Regions from separate parts of the Mus musculus genome. Here region 1 is linked to region 2. A link is a loop called in an ENCODE intact Hi-C map of the cell type or tissue named here. Cell type or tissue: left cerebral cortex. All regions are shown on one strand. Links, peaks and the distances in the headings refer to the core of each region. The heading gives the core; the rest is flanking DNA. Region 1 holds the start of Rspo2 (R-spondin 2). Region 2 overlaps Emc2 (ER membrane protein complex subunit 2).

What was found. A loop is a pair of places that touch in the nucleus more often than their neighbours do. Peaks named below come from ENCODE experiments on the same cell type or tissue, not always from the same donor. Only the 100,000 strongest peaks of a DNase experiment are listed, where the experiment ranks them.
Region 1: a loop joins it to region 2, with 4 times the contacts of the local background. A loop is called at or near these places in 8 of 42 quality-filtered maps.

Annotation. Positions count from the first base shown.
Region 1 is chr15:43,166,181-43,178,111 of GRCm38, reverse strand. It overlaps Rspo2 (R-spondin 2), which reads left to right and starts at 7,294. Exons shown (of 6, transcript NM_001357956.1): 1 at 7,294-7,740; 2 at 8,117-8,381. The coding sequence starts at 8,288. In left cerebral cortex, for the core only: CTCF peaks have their summits at 7,197 and 10,270; DNase peaks (open chromatin) are centred at 8,316, 8,578, 8,830, 10,291 and 3 more places; H3K4me3 peaks cover 2,498 bases; H3K27ac peaks cover 1,050 bases.
Region 2 is chr15:43,526,654-43,538,973 of GRCm38, reverse strand. It overlaps Emc2 (ER membrane protein complex subunit 2), which reads right to left. Exons shown (of 11, transcript NM_025736.2): 11 at 11,197-11,577. The coding sequence ends at 11,491. Among named protein-coding and RNA genes, the nearest start is that of Gm41316, 29 kb to the right of the region's middle. In left cerebral cortex, for the core only: a CTCF peak has its summit at 6,790 (motif pointing right); DNase peaks (open chromatin) are centred at 4,549 and 6,717.

The sequences.
Region 1 (11,931 bases), core at 3,932-11,931, 360 kb after region 2:
AAAGTCTGAGCTATACATATAAGTACTGCATGTGGTAACAGGAGTGGGATTTGTGGGCACAACAGAGAAGAGCTACAGTTCTTCACAGCTGATCTCCAGTGGTGGTCGTGGAATGACCAGGAGTCAGGGGGGAAGTTTAAATGGAGAGCCAAAGAGAGTGGGTTTAAGCTACTCTGTCTGTGGATCTCAGCATTTCTTCCTCATTACTTCATTCTGGAAATAAGATTCAAATAGGATGAAATATTTTATTTCTGCTGCTTGGACCCCAATTTCATGTCAGTTTCTCTCTCTCTCTCTCTCTCTCTCTCTCTCTCTCTCTCTCTCTCTCTCTCTCTCTCTCATCCAACTCTGTCTCAAAATATGCAGGTGGAGAATTGGGGAAAATTGTTCCCACATTAATCCAGATGTCACAGTATATATCATATTAGTTTGTCTCTTCACACGCTGGCATGCAATGGACACCTCTTAATCACATTAAATTCCCAAACACAAAGGTGAATTTATGCTTCCACATACAATGACTACATACGTACATAGAGACATGAAATGTTTGCAGAAGAGAACACATCCTGCTGGCATGGCTCTTTGTCTGGTGATAGCATCTTTGTTTAGCTACACCACACTGTCTGTGTCATACCTTATGTTTACTTCTTTTGGTTTACTGAAATGAGGTTTTGCTATTTAGCGTGGCTGGTACAACATTGACTATGTAGATCAGGCTGACCTCAAACTTTTGACAGTTGTCAATGGTACTTGGAATACAGGCATGCATCACAACACCTGGCTTATACTTTTCAATCTAAATATTTGGATACCAAGTTAAGTACAATCCACACTTCTGTGTGATCCAGCAGAATAATAAGAACAAGCAAATATTGATATTTGATACCTGTATAAAGTAAAAAGACTATTTATTACCATTTAATCTGTTTTTATAACTAAGAAAACAATTTTATCTATTATACTGGACAGTCAATACCTTATCTGATTTGTATAACAGAGAAACAGTATGTGTGGCTTATAACTATAACTTCACCACAGAGGCACAGCTAGGTTTGAGCCAGTTCATAGATCCAGACTTCTTTAATAGATGAAGCCAAATCTAAAACTATAAATCTTTCTCCTGTCCATCCTCAGTAAGAGTTAGTGTTATCAGATGACCATGTTCAAGAAGGGAAAATAACTAGACTTTGGGGGGACCCTCAGATACTACTTTAAAGCTAATTTTTGATGCCCCCAAATATTATCAACTGTGGTCTACCACAAGGAGGGTTCCACCACAAGGAGGGGTGTTTATGAACATTTGGTCTGTCTGTCTGTCTGTCTGTCTGTCTGTCTCACTCACTTGATTCTATCTCCCAGTGGGACTAGTCAGCCCCCAGGTTCATCTCATGCTTATTTTCTCAGTTCTATTTTGAATAGAGTAGTTGTCTTCAGGAACTCAAAGAACCCCCTATTAGTTTTCTTACTAATGTATATTTTTTCTATTATATTTAAAACATTTCCTCCATATTGGTTCAACATAGTGGCTTCTAGAAATCCATTTAACATTTCAAGGTAAAATACACCTAAAAAGCAACAAAACCACAGTAAAGGTAAAATAAAGATGGAAACAAACTGGAAGAAGCAATGAGGGTAGCACAGGAACTACCTGCCAAGAGCTCTCACTCACTTGCTGAGGGTGAGCTGTAAGTCTGCCTGCCCTTGAAGATGGTGTTTGAAATGGTGTATCTGCCGTAGATGCTAAGACTGAGAAGTTCTGGGGAGGATGTTATCTGCTCAGTTGTTTATCCCAGCCACACCACAAACAGATTAGCTATTGTGCAAACAGAGTGGAAGAGATACCCCATTCATAGCAGTGAAAATTGAACCCAAGTCTTAGATAACTGAGAATCTCCATGTATCTCTTGTTTTCACAATAATGTTTGCTTCCAAAAGCTGCAGTCACACACAAGAATACTGAAGTGATGCAGTTAAAAAGTGTGTGGGCACAGACGATTAGAGAAGGGAAATAACTTCAAATTTTCAGGTCAGATCTTGAGCTTGCTCTAGTGATCTGGTCTGATCTGGATTTTCTTTAGAATCAACAATATGGCCTTCTAAATTATTTCCAGGAGACGGAGAACAAAATCAAGAAATAGGAGTTATCACATCAGCATAGAGATGAGTTCTCAAGAGGCAGGACTAGCTTTTGGAGAATCAAACATTTATACATTTTAAAAACATTAAATAAGTAATTATGGTGGGACTTTTTAAAACAACAAGTTGGGCTAGATAAGAACTGATCTGTGACGTTAGTGAAAATTTTTCTTATTAATTTAATTTATCTATACAAACATAATAAATGAGCATGTGCCATCTCATGTAGGTAGGAAAACGGACATTTAACATATTTAAGAGGAAAAATTTTCATAATCCATACTGACACAATGTCACAAAATGCCAAAATTGTCCCAGCCTGTAATACTACATGTACCCTTAACAAATATCAACAATGAATAAAAACATTGTGGGAAACTTTAGTCTGAGGCTATGAATATCTGATAACATAAAAGATAAGAGACTCTGAATCAGTCAGTGAATGAAAGCAAGAGTCAGTGCCAAATTCAACCAAATCTGTGAACATAAACACTCAAGATTCAGAAAAAGCTGAGTCTGTCCTACCCTAGCCCTGTCCTGCAGACAGGAGATCAATCATGAGCATTCTCTGTATGCTGCGGAAACTATGCGTCTGCCACCTCCTGAATGTGACTGTGAAGCAATGCCATGGGCAGTATTCTGCCAGCTGTAGCCTATGTGAGGGGAAGACTGACAAACTCCACTCCAGCACATTCTTTAAGGTTTTCTTCATTTATACTAATATACATAAAAACCACTCTGAAAAGGCAAAAGCCAAACAGAAAAGAAACATACTTTCAACTCAAATCAGAAGACATAATTTGTATTAACAGGCTACATTTTACAACACAAAAGACAGCACGAAGACAATAGAGAAGGAATATATTACATCTTCAGAGAGATAACTGAAAAGGAAATAAAATGATTTACACATACTAGGGGCGCATGGTTTTGTTTAAAAGCCAAGAATTACTAGTTAAAACTTTGCTGCAAGCACACTGAAATAAAAAAGTAATTTATTCTTATTTTATGTGCGATCATGTTTTGCCTACATGTATGTCTGTGAGAAGGTGTCAGATCCCTGGAACTAGAGTTAACAGACAGCTGTAAGCTGCCACATGGGTGCTGGGAGTTGAACCATAGTCCTTTAAAGGAGCAGCCCATGCTCTGAAACACTGAACCATCTCTCCAGCCCACAAAGCCACTTTGGTTACTAATAATTAAGAAATGTATTGTTGGGGCCGGAGAGGTGGCTCAGCAGTTAAGAGCACTGACTGCTCTTCCAGAGGACCTAAGTTCAATTCTCAGCAACCATATGGTGGATCACAACCATCTGTAATGAGATCTGATGCCCTCTTCTGGTATGTCTGAAGACAACTCTAGTGTACTCATATACATAAAATAAATAATTCTTAAAAAAAAAGAAATGTATTGTTTGTTTTTTAGTGAGAAAGAATTTTCATACAATGAAATATCATTAAATCTTTATGGAAGCAATTTGAAGGGAAGAGAGAGAGAGAGAGAGAGAGAGAGAGAGAGAGAGAGAGAGAGAGAGAGAGAGAGAGAGGGGCAGAGACAGTGAGAGACAGAGAACACAAAGGTATATGGTATATGCAACTGTCCAGTTCAACTTTCCTAGTTTTAGGAATTTATCATGTAAAATCATGTGAAGCAGTACTTTTTAAAATCAGAAAAAAAGATGACAATGTAGGGAATTGACTAAATAAAATGCAAATGTACATGATTTTATGAAAGGAAAAAAAATGACAGTGAACTGAACTCCAAGGCACACTTAAAACATTGAGGTCTGAATTAGTATCCATGTCGCTCCAAAGAGAGACACTAGGATGCTAAAGAGGTAAGAACACATGTATAAATGTACATAGCTTCACATATATGTGAGTATACACACACACACACACACACACACACACACACATTGATTGGCAAGCACAAAAATAGCTAAAGGATTTACCTCTGAACATCTACTCAAATGTGGGAAGCTATACGAAAGTAAAACACACTCTAAGAAAGAGAACAGGCTGCCTGGGAGAGGGAGGTGCCAGGGGCTTAGACAGGAAGGTAGTTTTCAAAAACTGAAAACTTAAGCTATCTGAATGAATGATACAAAATAAAAGAAGACACAAGAATTTCCAGTCACCTGAGATATCTCACACTCCTGTTCTTTCAACCTTCTAGCTGAAAGGAGAAAGAGCCATGAGAAACTGTTAAAGGTAAGAAAATGGCATGCATAAATACACCCACTTGATTGATAGGCACCCATATTTTATTAAGACTATATTCAGCTCTGGAAGTGTGGAAGTGGACTCATAACTCAAAAGGCTTTTCAAGAATAAACTGTTTCCAAGGGAGAGAGCCATTCTGATAGCAGTGAATGATGTGGAGTATGCCTCATCAGTGTGTTTTGTAAACAAACACTGGGCACACACCTATTTACAAAGCTCCTTAATGAAACCAGTCAACTAGAAGAAAATATCTCTTGTCTCCAGAATGGAGTGACTGTGAACCACCAGCTCTAACAACAGCACATTCTGAGCTTAGAAACAAAAGGAAGCAAAGATACGTACGGGATTAAGATCTTTCACAGTTTGGGATCCAGTGAGGCTATGCTTTAAGTGGGAGACTGATCCTAGATTCTTGAAATAAATACTTAGTGTGGGGACAAGGAAAAGATTTTATACAGATAAGTTTGTGGCAAAAATCAAGCGTAAGTCTTTAAATACAGCATTGTGACAGACTTTAAGGTTCTGTTCTATCCTTTACAAAGATGGAGGAGACCAGAATATGATAAAAAAATACTCAGGCATCTTTTCTCCCAGTGTCTATCTTTGTGTGTGTGTGTGTGTGTTATTAAACACATTTGACCATAGGCTGCAAAAGTGATGTGTTAAATTCTTTTCTCACACATTGAACACTGAAGCTGGCCACTCTAAAATATTTCAGGTTAAGACAGGGCAACTCAAAGGAGCGACATTCTGAAGTATTGGGGGATAAGCAGCCCATAAATCCAATCTATTCACTGATGACTTTGCTCTCAGACACCTTAGACCCCATGGCAAATTCCTAAAAGATGGATTTTAGGTAGAAGAGGTGAAAGGGAACTTGATCTAATTTCCTGAAACTACTGCCATAGAAGTGGAGATCCAGATAACTGTGCAAAGTAACCCAGTGAAGTAGTGCGACATACCCTTGTGTTTGTGCTCATTTGAATGGTTGCTGATAAATGCATCACTCTTAAGTGTGTTCAGAGCTATGCAGGAACCGAGAAGCTTATTTAGGGAAGCGTTTTCTTTCCTCTTGAATTTCATCCTTATAGGACAGCACACTGGGTGAGAGGAGAGAGTGCTGCTTATCAAGCTGGAGAGAGAATAGCCTATGCTGAGTTGTTTCCAGTCATTTCCAAATTTTGTGATAAAATGTCAACAGTTAAGAACACTGTGTGCTCTTCCAGAGGACTGAGGGTTCAATTCCCAGCATCCACATGTCCACTGACAACGGTCTGTAAGTCTATTCCCTGGAGATCTGACACCCTCTTGTGGCCTTGAAAGGGACCAGGAACACATGCAACATACTTGCACACACGCAGGCAAAACACCAACACACACACACACACACACACACACACACAAACACACACACACTAAATATATATTTTTTTAAATAAAAGTTGAGGATTTGAGAAGCTGGGTCAAAGTAACTGCTTCCAAGTGTCCTGTCAGAAGTTTGCACCCTGTGGGCAAGTCTCATGGCTCAATTTTCTTATCAAGGAAACGGCACCAGTAACTTCAACTCTGGCTCACTTAGTCGTTCTCAGGGACCCCAATTCCTAGAACAGAAATATCACAGCCAAATAGTGGAGTGATTAATAAACATGGCTATTAAAGCCCCCATTACTTCTATATGATTCTTCAGTTCAAATTTCTGAGCCCATGCAGAAACTGAAGGAACAAAAGGGAGAATTGAAATAGTACAAAATGTTATTAAGGAGCCTGGGCTGGGCATGTGTTTGTAATCCTAGCTCTTAGGTGGTGGAGGCAGAGGGATTGGGAATTCTAGGTCAGCCTTACTAGGATGAGTTCCAGGTTGGCCTGGGCTACAACCCAATCTCAAAAATAAAACCAACCAACAGCCACTAAAAAGCTACAGTAACAACGTGCCTAGTAACACATTTAAAGAGACGTCTATATTGCCACGTCTAATATTATAGATTCTTATCTTTTGCTCAAAGAAGACATACATTATTTCCCTATATTGCCAAGTCTAACATTATAGATTCTTATCTTCTGTTCAAAGAGGAAATACATTATTCCCAATAGCAGTGAATGTATGGCAGACGATTTCACTAGATTAAAATTGGTAGCACCTAATGTTTTTAATGAGTGATATAGTAAGTAGTTCTCCAACTCAGGGCATTTGAAGTTTAATTCAGACCTTGGGAAACAAAGGAGGGGTAAAGATTAAGAACAAAACAAACTAGTGGTAAACATTCGATTTCTGAAGAAGAAAGCTCCCAATTTTTTGAGTATTGCAAAGTATCACATATGTTTGTGAAATCTGTTGGGAAAAAAATAAAGTAAAGGAAAAAAAACAGCTGTGTGGAAAGGTAAAGGCAATGGGAAATACTAAACTTACTCCTTAAACTGAGCATGCGTTTCAATTTCTGGGGACGTCTGCCTTCAGAGCAGGGCTAGGATTTAAATTTTGGGAAAAGGGCAGAGGTTTGTCTTCTTGTTTTTTTTTTTTTTTTAAAGGCTGAAGTGTTTTTTCAGAAGCAGCAGTCTCATCCTGGCACTCAGGAGGAAAGTAGAAGGTACCTTCAGTTCCCCATCAAATTCTTCTGGAGAAAGGCTAATTGGTGAGGTGGGAATCGACTCCATTGTTCCCGAGAGGACACCTTGGGTGTGAACAGCAAGGGCAGGCCATATCGCTCACCCTAGGTGCTCTTCAGTTTAGACCATCCCTCTGGGAAAGCCGGGTGAGCATTATTTTTCTTACACGAAGCTCTCTGCATGCCGTCAGTACTCTTTAGGACCTCAGGGAAACCCGAGCGTTTCTGGCTTTAGGACCCAGGAACTCTGAGGCAGCCTGGCTTTAGATGTCTTGGACCACAGCACCACCTACTTATAGAAGCATCCCGAGCCTTAGCTTGTCTGCATCTCCATCGGAAAGTGCGCTGGCTACATCCCTTCGGCCTCCGGGCAGTGTTCTGTCTCCCTTAGCTCAGGCAGCGAGAAACTTCAGCTGCGAAGTGGTGGTGGAGAGAGCCCTGGGAGCAGCGACTGGACCCGGACACCAAGAAGAGAGTGGACGCGCCCCTCGACTAGGAATCGCTCTCGCAGGCGGAGACCCAGCATCTCAGCGCCTGCGGTCGCGCTTGCCCGGCCGCGCGCTTTTGCTAGGCGCCGCCAGCCCCGAGGACCCTCGGGGTCCGCGGACCCTTCTGCAGCCGGCGGAATCCTAAAGCTGCCAAGAGCTCCCGGCGGGTGTCCGCAAACTTTTTCCGAGCCCACGTGCTGACCAAACAGCCCGGCTCGCTTCCAGAGCCTGGCATGGAGCGCCGCGCCTAGGCACGCCGTGCAGCCCGAGAGACGCGAGCGCACGGTAGGCGATCTACACCTGGTGCTGGGGCGCTGGGATAGCCCATCCGGGGAGCGAAAGGCTTCAGAGCGCCCCTTGAAAGCCCTGCGCTCGGCTGCTTCTAGAGCGCCTTTCCTTCTGCAGAGCTCGCACAACGCCCTTTCTCCAGGGTCAGAAGGCAGTGCTCCGCAGAGGTTGCTAATTCACTGATTGTAATCACCTTCCTCTCCAAGTCTCCTGCAGCTGTGCCATCTGCGTTAAACTGCTGCGTGGATCGTGCCAGTGAGTTCGCGTCCTCCCTCCCTCCTTTCTTTAAACTAAGAGGCGCGAAGGTGCAGGTACCTCCTCCGGGTTCTCTCAGTCCTCCACCCACCCAGCTTCTCTTTTCCTCCTCTCCCAGGTTCACCGTGGAGGGAGAGATGCTCATCGAGCCAAATTGATCATTGCAGCCGCAGGGCAGTGACATCTGTCTCTAAGTCCTCCCTAGGAGCGCGACCCGCACTGTCTCCTTCCAGGAGCCCGTCATTTCCTCGACTTTTGAGAGGTGTCTCTCCCCAGCCCGACCGTCCAGATGCGTTTTTGCCTCTTCTCATTTGCCCTCATCATTCTGAACTGTATGGATTACAGCCAGTGCCAAGGCAACCGATGGAGACGCAATAAGCGAGGTGGGTCGCGCTCGGCTGAAGGTGCGTGGAGTTCCTGAGTGGGTGGGAGTGCTTATTCACATTTAGGCTTTAGGGACTCGAGGGACAGGACTGTGCTCTGCACCCCAGTTTTTGTGTGGGCTACCACTGACCATTCTCAGGGTCACAGAACTCCACAGAAAGCTTCCTTCTGTCCCTAGTGGGTGCGATGGGACCTTAGAAGCATTGGGAGCTTGATGTGCTGGGCTTCCCTCCCGCAAGCGCCCAGGGATTTATCATGTGGTTCACAGTCTGTGCCACCTCTCCTGAACTCTTCTTTGGATCACATTTCTTATGTGGCACCATTTTTCTAGTTTTCTCCTTTTGTCTTCTTAATCATCTTCCTTGAAGTCCAAGTGTCTTTAATTTCCCGACCCACGTGTGCCCTAAATCCTGCTCCAGATAATTTTAGACATGGTCTGGCGTGTGTGTGTGTGTGTGTGTGTGTGTGTGGAGGGGGTGTTGTTGGGGAGAAATGTCAAGTTGCATGGGAGAACCTGAGTTGCGGAGAAAAAAAAAAGCTACACTGTTCCACTTTTCCGGAACCCTAGCAGAGATGGGAATTTAATGAATTAAGTAGCGACTCCTACTCTGGCTTTCTCAGGGAGTTCTCCCCTACAGCGTGAATGTTTGTTACAAATAAGCCCACATTGCCCTGTTTGTTTTCTCAAAAGCGGCAGTTTCTGGGAAGGGTTTTGTACTCAATGAGATTCATGTGAGTCTTTTTAAATGCTAGCTTCTCCATCCATCACTTGTGTGAAGGGTGAAGGCAGATGGAAGCCTCCAGAAAGATTTCAGAGAATTCAACTTTAGTGTGCACATATTTCTGGACTCCTGTCTTCCAGTCTTACTGGGGAGGGGCAGCTAAACCAAGGGCATTTTTTGAGCCAGACACAATGAAGTTTTCTGTAGCGACGTAAACACGTACAGCATCACACAGACATAGCGTTGAAGTACTAGCACAGGGCCCTTTGTTAGCACCTGAGGAGAGTCAGTTGTCTGACCACCAATTTGGTCTTTTTACACTGATAGAGTTTGTCATGAGGCTTGGAGACCTTGGCTTTGTTTTTCCAGGCTATAAACGACTCTGATGGGATAAAGACTCTGGCCCTGAAGCTAGTTTTGGAGGGATCAGTGCTGTTGTTGACATTTTGAGGGGGCATTAAGCTTTCCTCATGAGCTGAAGAGCTTGGCCTATTCCAGAGCAAAACTTCACGTCATCCATGGTGTGTGACAATCAACGAACTAGTGTTTTTTAATTTGCTACATGTCTCTGGCTTATTATAAAGAACACATATATCCACCCCAGTCTTTTTTTTTTTTCTGCATCATTTCTGACATTTGAGGAATGTTTCTTTATTTCAGAGGTTACTACATATAAAACATCATGGAGAAAGTCCTCTTCAAAAGCTGGGAGAGTTTGATGTTGCTACCCAACTTTGAAAAGTGACTCTTTATCTCTTCTCACCTCTTCCAACAGGACCCTTTCTCCATGCCATTATGTTTTCAGGTGTTGTTTGGCAGATGTGGCAATACTTATATCATTATTACTATTATTATTATTATTATTATTATTATTATTATTATTATTATTATATTGTGGTCTGCAGTGTTTGGAGAAGCTATGTCTGCTTTAAAAAAAAACTGGAACTGAAATCAATTTTGTTGAAAATACAAAAGCTCATAAAGTTTGCAAAATACAGAAGTACCTAAAACTCCTTAGCACATTCCTGACTATTACATGACTTGGACTTCTGATTCCCACTGCTGGCCCCTGTGCTTGCGTGCAGAAGAATTAGGGGCATTGTCTGAGATACAGTGTGGAGATGCTGCTGAGTGGAGAATGGTATCACAGCACTCCTGCGGCCAGGAGCGATACTGCATGCCTTTATTTCTCCTGTAGGGCCATCTCCCAGGCTCTGTGCCTGTGCTTTCCTTCTTGCGTGTCTGAATCACATCCTATTTTGTTTTCAGAGCTTGCTTTCGAAAAAAATCTCTTGCAGCTATTGCCATCTATAGTCCCAAGCTCTGACATTTAAAAACCCACTTAGAAAGTGTGCAGGGGTAATGTGTGCCAGAGCAACCTTGTCATTTCCTAAAGTTTGAAGGCTTTCATGTACATGTCAATGGGTATGGCTGTTTCAAAAAGTGTCTATCAAAGTATGTTTCTGGCTTTCTCTCCCTCAACAGATGTCTCTTCCTGAATCCCAAGTTTATGCCTGAAATAACTACAGTTTTTAAAGTGACCATACTATCTGTGCCAACAAAGGGTGCACTGTGTTTTTAATTAAAAGTGGAACTACTTAAAGGACTGGCTAGACAGCGCAGGGTCATAGTAGCTTTTCTGCCCTGCAAGGAAGCTTAAGGGACTGTATTGTGAGCATATTGAAATGAATAGAGATCTAACTCAAGTTGTGTGAATTGTCCCTCCTCACAAACTTAAGCTGCTTTTAATTGATCTCATGTCCACTGATTGATCCTATACCAATTGTTGTGCATACCAAACAATTGGCTTTTCCAAAGGAGATTGATTTAAATTAAGGTTTGGTGTTTTTTCTTTCTTTCTTTCTTTTTTTCTTTTTCTTTCTTTCTTTTTTTTTTTTTTTTTTTTTTTTTTTTTTTTGTGAATGCCTGTCTACCAGCCAAATCGTGTCAATACTGACAGTTGACATGTTAGAGCCTATTGTGGTATCAACATTTCCCCTTGCTCCTTTGTTTTGTATAGTGGCAGTTAAATATTACCTTCTAGGAAAAAAGTGATTACTACTTTAAAAAAAAAAAGGTGCTGTAGCATAAAAGATGAGTTATTTCCTTGGCTTTGTGCTCTGATGCAGGCAGGCAGCAATGGCACCAGGATTGGTTAGGCTTGCCCCTGGGACCTGATTTTCTTTTTTTCTTTTCTTTTTTTTTTTTATTCCATCTGCAAATAATCAAACCTTCACTGTGGCATATTCTCAGAACTTCTTTGGCATTATGTTTAGTCTGCTCCATGATCTCAGATGCTCCTTAATATCATTTTCTTAATGAAATAAAATCCTTGGCAGAGATCAGATCATTTAGTCAGTTAAAATCAATTGCATCCAGTCTGAAATAGAGAGCAAATGTATCCTTTAGCCCCACGTTTTATTCCAAAGATAACCAGAGGATTGAGAAAATAAAATTTCAACCTCGTCAACTTTCGGGCAAAACTATCTCATGAAGACCGTCATAGACTTCGGCTGAGCTTTCTCCCTTTATTTCATAAAAGTGCATTTAATGGTCCCTAATAGGGCCCAGCTGAAACAATTTTATTAATTAGGCACAAACACAGTGGTAAGAATGCCTATCCTTGTAGAAGGGACACACATGCTGATATTTGGGGAGACTGATTGGCAACTCATGTTTCGTCTCCATGGTAACTGCTCACAGTTGTTAGCCCCTTCCTCTTCACTTAGTAAAACAGTTCCTACAAGCTACTGTTAACCACCACTATCTGTCTAGAGTTCTTGTGAGTAAACTGCATTCATAAATGGGTGTTGTTTTTTGTTTAGCT
Region 2 (12,320 bases), core at 2,779-10,778:
TTGGATATTTGCTATTAGTACAGGATAGTCATACTACAATCCACAGACCCAGAGAAGTTATATAAAGAGCAGAGGTCTAGGAGGGAGGCACAGAATTTTCTGGGAAGGAGAACTAGAATAGATTTTGTGGATGAACTAGGAGTAGGAGGGTATAGGAACAAGAGAGATCATCGTGGGGTAGGTGGGATGGAGGGAGAGCCCACAGGGAGAGACAACTGGAATAGGTGAATATTTAGGGGGTGATGTAGAAACCTAGTGCAGTGGAAACTTCCTGGAGTTTATCAGGGTGACCCTAGAGAGGACTCCTAGTAATGGAGGATATGGAGCCTGAACTGGCCATCTTCTGTAGCCAGGTTAGGTTATCAGTGGTGGGACTGGGACACCAACCTATGAACCAGTACTGCTTGCAATAAATGCACTGGGACAATGGTGGCTCTGAGCTTGTGGGAGTAGCCAACCAATAACTGGTCTAACTGGAAGTCCAACCACTAGAGGAAGCTCATGCCTGACCCTGCCTGGATGGCCAGGATTCAGAAGCTGGATGGCTCAGAGATCAAAGGTAGAACCAAACACAGTTGGCAAAAATAAATATGTATGTCCGTACACATGTACGCAGGGATGCTTGTATCTATGTCATAGATGGGTGCCTAGTGATCATCAGAGAGGCTTCCACTAGTAGTTGGTGTAAGCAGGAATAGGGACCCATGGACAAACATTAGGTGGAGCTCCAGGAACACTTGAAGAAGAGAGGGAGAAAGGATTGTAGGAGCCAGCATGGTCAGGAACACCAGGAAAACATGGGCCACAGAATCAATTAAGCAGGGCTCAAAAGTGGCTCACAAAGACTAAAGCTGCAACAACAGAGATGGTATGGGTCTGCATTAGACCCTTTGCATACATGATGTGGTTGGGGGGGTTGCTGGGACTCCAAACAGTGGAAGTATTGCTATTTTGATATCAGTGAAGAACATCAGCTGTAGTAGCAATGATGAGATAGTTGTGATTATCAGTGAGAGGCAAGGCAGGAGGATGCTTTTCTTCTGCAACCTACCCTTTGTATGTGGACTGAGGGTAGAAGGACCAGCCCATTCTTGGAGAGTGTCTTCTTCCTCAGTAAACCTTCCTGGAAATTTCCCCCCAGAGATCTACCCATAGGAATACCTTAGTGTATTTCAGATCCCATTAAATTGACAACACTTACCATTCCATCAAAATTTGAGAATTAAATACAACAATTATGAAAGCTCATTTTTGCTAAAGTATCTTTATAAGATGTCATAAAAAAACCAGAAAATAAGCTTAAATACTTGAGGTATCAAAATCATGCAGTATTATGAAAGAGGTTATTTGTTCAAAAAGATCAGAAGTAACCTTCTAATCAGTAGCACATAAAATCTATTACATATAAGATTTTAAGATTCTTTTATTATTTCAGAAAATTATGATTCATAATGTTCTATCACACAAGAAAACCACTACCAGACTTTACTGAACACTGCCATGGAATTTTAAGTGCTCAAATGAGCAGAGATAAATATTTTAATGAATGAGCATGATTATTTAAAATAAAAAAATAGAAATAGAAGACAATAGTAAAATTTAAACCAATTAATTCTCCTCCATAAAACTATGGTCAGTAAATCATTTTTCTAAGATAAGGGAAAAAAATGTAAGAATTGATGTCACTTTTGAAATCATGTATTTTATCTTTAAAAGAAAGCTTGTCACATACTTAACACTCTCTTTAGATTTTCTTTAGCTGTTATAGTCTATAACAAAAATCCCCAGTGGTTTTAGTTGTATATTTCCAAAGTAGTAGTAATAAAGATACTGTCACAGAGCTGGGTGTGGTGGCACACTTGGGAGGCAGAGGCAGGCAGATTTCTGAGTTTGAGGCCAGCCTGGTCTACAGAGTGAGTTCCAGGACAGTCAGGGCTGCACAGAGAAACTCTGTCTCGAAAAAAAAAAAAAACCAAACAAACAAACAAAAAAAAACAAACAAAACAAACAAACAAAAAAACTGCCCCACAGGTACTTTATAGTAGATGGAAATTACAGATATCTCTTATATGTTTTAAAGTATATTGGAATTTCCTGTTCTACTATACAAATTCTGGGTCTTAACCTCGCTCCTAGCAAGAAAGACATAAAACCTATCACTTTAAAATGTTTTGTTTTCTCCTCCTTATAAATGGGGCATGTCATGCAGTGGTGGGACATGCTGGGAAGGTGGCATATACTTTTAATCCTAGCACTTGGGAGGCAGAGGTTCACAACCAGTCTGGTCTACATAGCAAATTCCAGCCAGGTCAGACAGGACTACATGGAGAAAACCTGTCTTTAAAAATAAATAAATAAATAAGAAAAGCATAACTCTTCCCACATGGGATCACAAAATTTCCCAACCCTTAGTTTCATTATCGTTTGAAGGTGCTGCATAAGCATTCAGTTATGAGATGCTGGACTTTCACTCTTACATTGACATCTTGGAAAGTTGATTAGTGATTTAAAAAAAAAAAAAGAAGAATTTTCTTTCTTATTGACTATCTTTCATACTAAAAGAAAGCTCCTTGAGGGCAAAATCTAAGAATGAGATCATTATCTGTGGCTCCATTTTCCACTTCTTACCTTGTGGTGTCCAGGTACTGCTGCATACCAGGTAGGAAAGAATGGCAGGCAGTCTAAAATGGATGGGTTGGCAGGATCCAGGTCTGGCAGGGGATGTAGCAAGGAGAAGGCCTTCTCCTAGGATTTTAGTATTACAGGCGCTTATACCGGCTCTTATACCGTATTCAACGAAGCGGCTCTTTTAGCTGAGGGTCAGTGAAACAGCTTATGCACATGCACTTTATTCAGGTTGAATCAAGACAAAAGGAAACTTAGAGAGAGGGAAGGGATTCTTCTTTGGCTGAGTTTCATTGGCTGAGGCTTAAGGTTCTGGGGATATTTCATTTCCATGGAGAGACGTTCCTCAGGTCGAAGATTGAGGGTCAAACTCCACAGGTCGTGGAGAAGATGAAGACCCTCTAAGAAAAGGGAGTATTCCATTTTCCGCCAAGCACAGGAAAGCTGTCTGGACCTGGTAGACTACAACCTCAGTAGCAAGGTGCAACAATGATATCACTATCACCCCTTTTACACATATGTACCACCATATCTGTGACATGAAACATTGTAAGTTCATGTTGAATCAAATGCTGTCTCTAATACTGCAAACATTGAAATTTTTAAAAATCTACAAAATTACAATGAAAATAATGTATATACCTAAGCATTAATTCTTTATATTAAGGACCCATATTAAAGTGTTTCTATAGTCTTGATTGCTCTTGGGATGCCTGATGATAGTCTGATGATGATCAAACAGGGCTATGTAGTAGACAAAGCCAAACTTGTAAAACTGGATTGAACAATATATGGTAAATCTAAAACAAAATTTATTTTTAAGAAAAAATCGCAGACTCTAATAAATTAACTGTCATTTCCTATCTTGGTTCTTTCATTATAACTGAAAGCTGAATTTTTAAGATAGTTTATTTAGATTTTCAGTTGCAGTTGGGTGATATAGCAACACGCGTGTAATCCCAGCCCTTGGGAAGCTGAGGGAAAAGGATCGAGCATTCAAAGTTAGGTTTGGTGATAGGGAAACCCTGCCTTAAAAATCTGAAAAAGGTTCCCCTTGTTTAAAGTAAATGATGCATTATATGATATTGATGATTCCTCTTCAATAAGCAAACAAAATTCAGAATTTCCATATGGACTAATTCCCCATATTAAAATTCCAATTAAAAGCCAGTGCCCTGTCAACTGACAGAGTACAGTGTTCTTGATCTCCTGGGTTTTTATATTATTAGAAAAGCCTGCCTCATGTATAGAACAAGGGAACACGACTGCAGCTACATTTTGTGTTCTTGGAATGAATCAATGCAAGTAACGAGAAGCTTCAGTTTCATTGCCCAGAAGTCAAGTTTAATATGCTTTCTTTCCCCTTCTCTTCAACTGGCTGAAATACAAGTTCCACTGCAAATGCAACAACCAGCAAACACAGATGCCATCATAAATATATTTTGTGCCAAGCAGAAAACTCTGCACTGACGAACAACAGAGCTCCCCATGGCAACTGCAAGAGACTCTGGGTACCATAAAGCCATAAGGCAATATTATAAATAAAATGTATATATCCTTTAGAACTAAAACATAAATTTGGGTTTAAAGGGTTTTTTTGTTTTGTTTTGTTTTGTTTTAAAGCCACTGACATTTACTATAACTTAGTGGATAATTTTTCTGTCTGGTTCATATTCTTAGCAGATTGGGAAATTTCATAAATCTTTCACTCTGAATTTCTGCAAAATGTAAGCTGCTGTCAAGGAGTTCCTGCTGGGCTCTAAGCAAAATTTGTCATAATCAATTAAAAATAAACCTAGCCTATAACTTTCAAATGTTGCTATTTAAATTCACAGACTGATAACCTCAGTTTGAGTGTTGAGAAGCTTAGCACTTCTTTGCTACTCCTTGTGGACATCAGTTGGCATGGAGACAAAATATGAGGTCAGCACACTTTCCTAAGCATTCTCTTTAGGACAAGTATATGCCTGAGGAGAAGGGAAACTGAAAGGAGACATTCTTACTGGGAGCTTTTGCATTTGTTGGTAGAAGACATAGATAGAGACCACCAGAGAACGAAAGCGCTGCTTCAGCAAGCAACCTGAACTCAGTGTGGCCCATCTTGTAAGCAGTATCATCTGCCCTCAAACATTCCAATCGTGAAGTAAAAAAACTGCGGCTCTTACAAGTGCCATTTGTAAGAACTATGAGGAATAGGGATTTTTTTTTTTTTCAAAGATAGAACTGAGGATTTTGGTAGTTGTAAGTAGCTCAGGATTCAAATTTTAAAGTTTTTTTATCGATGTTGATGAAATCTCTATCACAATCTCTAGTATATATTAATGCTTTTCTCTCTCTCTCTCTCTCTCTCTCTCCCTCTCTCTCTCTCTCTCTCTCTCTCGCACTGTCCAGTTAGTTGAACAGCCTAGAGAACTCAACATCGTAAGCAACAGTATCTTCATTAAAAACCTTTATTTTAGTGGTGAATTGTTAATCTGTTCTGAGGTCCTAGTGGTGATCACACTTCTAACACTGTTAGAGTTTTCTGGATTCACAAATGAAAGACACACATTCAACCTTTATATTTTGATACGCCATGACCAGCTCAATGGTTGGGTGCTTCCAAACCTCTCCTCAGCTAGCACACACTCACCTCTGGTATTTCTCAGTTAACACTTTCTAAACCTGTTTTGTACCTTTCCTGCCCTGTTTTCCCTCTGGGCAGCCCTCCCATGGGGCTGCCTTCCTTCTGCACCTCCACTGCTGGACGATTCTCTTCAGAAGCTCCGAAATCTCATCAGGTTCAGTGTCATGGCACTTCTCTTCCTTCTCTCTTCTGCATTTCTTGCCCAGGAATCCTAAAAGTCCTTCTACTTTTTTTACCCTGCCCAGCCATTGGCCTTTGGCTCTTCATTGATTAATCAAAAACCAATTGAGGATAGGGACCCTTAGCATCTGGAGATGCAGATTCCTGTGTGATTTGGGGAGCTGAATTAAGACAAAGCATTAGAACCAATTCTCAACACTTCATCCCTATGAATAAATCTTAAAACCAGCCCTCCTTAGGTTTTGACGTTTTGTTCCAGGGCATGTCTGCCTGCATATTGGTTACTCTTCTCATTGCTATGACAAAAGAAAATTCAAAGAAGGGTTGTTTTAATTTTTTTTTATGTTCATGCTTTAGAAATGAATACAGTCTATCACAGCAAAGGCATGCCAGCAGGAACATGAGGTAACACTGCCTAAATGATTATGAAGCAGAGGGTGGTGAGCAAGGGATCCTGTCTATGGAATCTCAAGTCTTGCCCCAAGACAAGCACTTCCTCCAGGTTCCAAGTGCTCCCCTCTACAGGTTCCAAGAACTTGTAAAGCAGCAGCAGCATCGACTGGCCACCAAGTGTTCAAACACATGAGCCTATGGTACTATTCCAGATTTAAACCACAAGACTACTTGAAAAGCCACAGGGATCAAATCAAAGGGTTTTAAATTTACATTTGTATTAACATTTGAAAATGTTTCCTACTGGAATACAGGCTAATGTGCATCCAAAATGCAAATTTCCATCATCAGACAATATTCAATGACTAGGACCTCAATTAATACAATTACACTTATAAACTCAATGAACACACCAAGGATAAATGACGCTGCCCTTGTTAGACATACACATAAGTATTGATTTATTCACATTATTTAACTAATAATCATATATTCAAATTAATCCTAAGGCTTTAAAACTTGTAACTCTTGAACTTAATTTCTTATTTACTACAAGTTGGCATGTTAAGTGAATTGCTGAATTGGGATAATCAAATAAGAAAAACATCCATCAAATATATAACAACTTTAGGAAAGTCTGATGTCAAAAAGCTAGAGCACATATATAACAATGTTCCACAATTATTTTAACCTCTGGATTGATTTGAATAAATCATGACCACATTTTGTAGTTTAAAATAACATCAACTGCCCCTAAATGGACTTCCTTGTCTGTCCTCAGTGGGAGAAGATGGGACAAGTCCTGCCGTGACTTGATGTGCAGGGGCTTCTCCAGAGAGAAGGGGAAGTTGGAATGAGGAGAGATCAAGGGCTGATAGGGGGTTGTAAAGTGAATAAATAAATTTTAAAATAATAAAAAAATAATACCAACCTAGCCTGCGGGTTCTAGAATTTAAAAAAGGTAAACACTAGGTGGCGTACTTCTACAGGCTTGTGAAATAGTATAGAACTTAACATGAAAGCTTTGTTATTTCAAACCAATAATTACTAAATTATGAATTTTAACTAATCAACTAAAATTGATATTTTTAACATATCAACTATAGATATAATGCTATTAATGCTACAAAATATGCTGTAGAATAGTCAATATTTCCTTGTGGGAAGCTAAAGAATATGATCAAGAATGTGAAGTCTATAGCTTCCTACCTCAAAATGAAAACAAATATTTTGTTGAACACCTTTTACTGATTTCTTTAACCTTTAAAACAGTTTTCTTTCTAATCTTTATAATAATGTTTTTTTGTGTGTGCAGGAATTGGAGTCATATGGAATATACATCATTAATTACTCTATTTCAAAATTATTCTACATGTTCACAAAACATATTTTTGGACAACCAGGTGGCTTGTTAGACACACTAACTGAGCTCCTGACACTGGAGGGTGTGTTTGCTACCCACAATCTTGATTATTACTGGTGATCAATCGTTTGTTTGTTACCATGTAGAAGGTACTATTTGGAGTTCTTTTTAAGTTCTTTTTAGAAAGATGTGTGTGTGTGTGTGTGTACATACACGCATAATATATATGTATCTTCAACATTTTCTCACTACCCTGATTCCCCTCATTAATATTTTAATTACAAAAATGATAGGCATCTGTATTCCAGTAGTTTGTTTTAAGTCACTGAGGGGTTACCAAACAATGGGGCTGTATTTTCTCTGGTCCTCTCTGACCTACGAAGAATGACAGTTAGGCCAGGAAACTGAAATTAGATCCAAAACCAGTTGTCATTTGAGCTGAACATTTGAAAGCAGTGGTTCCTTCTTAGCACTCTGGAGACCTTCACTTTGACTGCCAATTGCTGTGGACAGCCAAAGCTACAAGGGGTCTCAGAAGATGTGGCACACTCACCCTTCCATGTAATTCATAACCCATTTGCCTAAGAGGTACTCGAAAATAAATTCAAGTCACAAAGGACACTCAATACTTTATCCCACATTTGATGGGCAGTTCTTAAAATTTCTAATTCATTCTGTTATATAATTTTTTTACTGTTACTGTATAAGCTTCCCTAATAGTGACTTCCTTGCTAAAGGAAGTTCACCAAAGTTACACAGTAACTTGATAGAAGTAGAGAATTTTCTCACATATCTAAACATCTTAAAAATGAATTTTGTAAACTGGAGAGATGTTTCTGCAGTTAAGAATACTGTTCGTTCTTTGAGAGGACCAGAGTTTGATACACAGCACCCAAATGGCTCATAACCATCAGTATCTCCAGCTCCAGACAATCTGATGCCTTCTTCAGGCTTCGATATGTAGTGCACAGACAATAAGGCAGGTGAAACATCCATATACATAAGATTTTTAAAATGAATTTTAAATTCTTACAGTTTTTATATTCTTGTGAACAATAGAGATGCAAATATCATACTGGAATTCACTCATTTTTTAATGAAGGTTACTTCTAATTTAGTTTTTGAGAGATATCCAAATTTACTATAAGCTGTACAAGAACAATGGCTAAGGAACTCTGTATTCTTGCTTTCTGCTGTGCTATTTTGTGTGGAGCAGCAGTATTGCATACTATAATACAAAGCATGTATCTTCCCTACATTATGGTGATGATAATATTTTGTTGCAAAAAACCCCTGCAATTATGAATGTATATGGATGTGTACCTATAGACCTACAGGAAAATATTTACATATGAATATCAATAGGCTACTTTATAAATGTCTAATGTTTCTCATGATATTGAGGGCACTTAACATAAATAGAAATAATTAACCTTAACTTCTGAGAAATTAAAGTGATAGTTACTTAAAAGTGATAAACTATTCTTAAATTAAAAAGAAAAAAAATACTCCAAAATATAAAATACATGGGGTAAAAGGTTTGTGGTAAAAAGAAGTTTGAGTTAAAAATAAAAGAAAAAAGATGCAAAGCGAAAAGAGAAAAATATAATACAATAAACACTAACATAAAAAAAGGTTAAGCAGCAAAGAATGAAACATACAGATCTCCACAGCAACAAGTCTCCATTGTCCACCAACTTAGTATAACAATGGGTTTCCAATTTCAGTGGCTCTCAGGATTACCTTTCAAAAACACAAAATGCTAGAATTAGTAGGGCGTAGCTCACTTGATAAAGCATTTGCCTAAGTGTGGGTTCAAGGTCAAGGCCCTGGATTTGATCCCACCCAATTCCTCCAAATAAAAGCACATGCTGTTTTGTTAACTATCTGTAACTGTTCCAGAGTACTTTTAAAAGTTGCTCCAACACATTGTTTCAAACAGTACTTTCGAAAATCAAATGTCCATCCAGCTATGGGTCTGTTTCTTGGTTATCCTTTCCTGCCTGCCGATCCGATCTTCATACTGACCACTCCAAGAGTCCTGCTCACTGCAGCCTTCTATCTTAGTACCTAGCAGCACCATCCCTCAATTTTCTTGTCTTCAAGTGCTAATGCCCCTCTCTGGCGATGCCTTTTCACACACTGCAGAATCATCTTTTGACCTACAATAAATGGAGAATCCTGACAGAAATTACGTTAATTCTATAGAACCACTTTGAGAAAACAACTGTTAAAATGTTAAAGCCTTTAATCCCGAAAAAATGATTTTTTATATACATTTTATTAGCATGAGTCATATTCATCAAAAAATTTCTCTTTTGCTTAGCAAAAAACAAACAAAAACCCAAAACCTTACTGACCTTACTGAATTAATGTATGAATCCGGTATATTTTGGACGCTACCTTAAACTTTTTCTGTGGACAATCTTTTTAGTGGGAAGGAGATGTAATTCTTTCTTCCTTTTCAGTTTACAAGCCTTTTATTTCCTTTTTCTATGCAATTATGTGGCATAAATGAAGAAAATTTGTCTTTGCTCAGTATCTTACTGAGAATGTATGTAGTTTTTCTGCCGTTAAGTTGCTGTTGATTCTGCTCATCAAGTAAGGAAAGTTTTCTTTTGTTTCTGAGGCTTTATTCTGAATCATAAATGGAAACTGAAGTTTGCCAAATGCTTTTTCTACATAGATCTAGAGTTTTTCTATTATGATAAAATATATTTATTTTCAAATATTTAGCCTCACATTTCTGACACAGCTTCTACTCATGTCCTGTATCTGTCACAGAAAGGAAATTCTGTCATTGTCTAAACAAAACAGCTCACTGTAAATAAAGAAGAAATAGAAATTATCTGTGTACTTATATTAAAATTTATAAATTACTACTATTAGCAACAAACTTAGGCAGGAAGTTATTTTAAAAATACCTTTGAACAATCAAAGGAAACCGCAGGGAGCAGCCACAGGAAGAACTAACTTTCTTACTACACAAATACAACTTCAGAGATACATTCATATCTAGCAAGGGAGAAAAGGTGCAGGCACGAGGTTATTTATGTTTCATAATGCTGATAATATAAATGTTTCATAATGCTGGAGATGCAGTAAGTAGGTTTGTATACATAAAACGTATATCTTTATGCTAACAGATCGGTGGTGAAAAAGTATCTTCACATGGGCAGCATTAGCTCACAGAAGACTACAAATTTCTGTTCATTGCTCATGAACTTATAAAATGAAAATACCTATAACATGTAAGATTAAACACCAAAAACAATTTTCTGGTACAAAGAATTATTTAAACGGTTAAAAGTAGCTGATAATGAAAGTAGTTGTCAATATTTTCTGTAACCCCTACTCATAGTTGGAGAATAAACAGCCCTGTATAGACAGCTGCCTGGTGCTTAGCACTCAAATCTTTTCTAACCTATGGAGACAAGCAAAGTGCTGTTGAAGGCAGAGTACTGGCTATGCACTACTCAAAGAAACAGACAAGAAATTGTAGTAAAGAGATGACTATATATAAGAACAGTAATAATATTTTAAAAAATAGTTTAGATTTTTCCTTTCCCCTGAAAACTAAGGAGATCCCAGTGGTTACAATATCCTTGATATTTTTATGATTCTAAATATATTATATGTAATTCACAATTAAAAGCTTTAATAACCATAATGTGTAAAAGGGTTAATTCTAAATGTTTAGCCCATTATTGCCTTTGAGGCATTTTATGGATAAAAATGTCTACATCAAACAAAACCTTCACAGAGCTATCATCAATTTTAAAGAATGTTATAATTTATGTAAAATTTATTATTAGAACAATTTGAAAGAATAAAAACCTCAACAGCCCACTGAAATGTACAACAAAATCCAGCCTGACACTGTAAAATACTCAAAATAATTTGTTTCTGCAAGCTATATATTTGTATGTTTCTCCTCACCAACGAGAAGAACTTAGCTGACAAATGAGCTCTACAACAACACACGAATTCCAATAAAACAAAAGAAACTAGAATTTTCATACATGAGTTTAATAAACCATGGTTTATTTAATAAGGTGTAGGGGTGATATACGAGGATGGATATACAATCAATAGGTCTTAAATCTCTGTCCCATGGATTACCTCCATCTCCCTGCTTCCTAGCAGTACAAGGCAAGCTGAGGTTTAGTTAAACATTCTTTATAACAACCTCTTCAGAGAAAATTAGAATACAAATAGCACTAGATATTTAGTAAATTCAGTCACAGGCCAAAAAGTTCAACTGTGTAGTTTGAAATCTAACGTCAAATGGGTTCCTGAAACCTCAAGACTGAGTGATCTGCAATGTCTCCAACATGTCTTCAACTGCCTTAAGAGAGTATTTGGTTTCCTTCTTACTTCGACCTGCAAACTAATTAAAAAGGAAAAACAGTTCAGTTAGGTAGGTTCAATTTCATTGCAAAGTTTAAACATCACACCTCATCTTCATATTGTGCAAGAAAATATTATTTATCATTCCTGTGAAATCACATGTACTTTACAGTCTGAGCGAACTCTGAGTTTCATGGATATTTGCAATAGGGTTTCATCTTCAGTTGAAGTGTACAAATATTTCACTACATACTTGGGTAGTTTAAGCTGATTTTAATTAGCATGATAACCTATAAAAGTTTAGATTGAATTTTAAAACTACCCTAGGTTCAGACTCCAAAACATTTATGAGGAACTGAATAACTTAGATGAAATTTAAACACACACATAGAGAGAAATAGAGTTGATATTTACTTGTCTAACCTGTAAATGGATGTTTGGAATTTAAAACGAGGTGCACTATACATGCAAATATCTTAATTAAACATTTAAAAGTAAAAATGTACAGACTTTGACATTATTTAAAATAGGTCACATTTTTCAAACTTCAGATTTGTTACTTCGCTGGATGATAGATACACTTCTTGCCTACTAAGTTCTAATTCACTTTATAAAACTAATTGGGATTAAATTTTATAATGAAAACAAAATATATTATATCAAGTCCTAGGTTCCTGTATACAAAAGCAAATTCAGAACATATTAAATTCAAACTCATCCACTGGGGAATCAGTGCTGACTACCCCATGCTGATTTCAAAATGAGCTTTCTAACTGAGCTGGC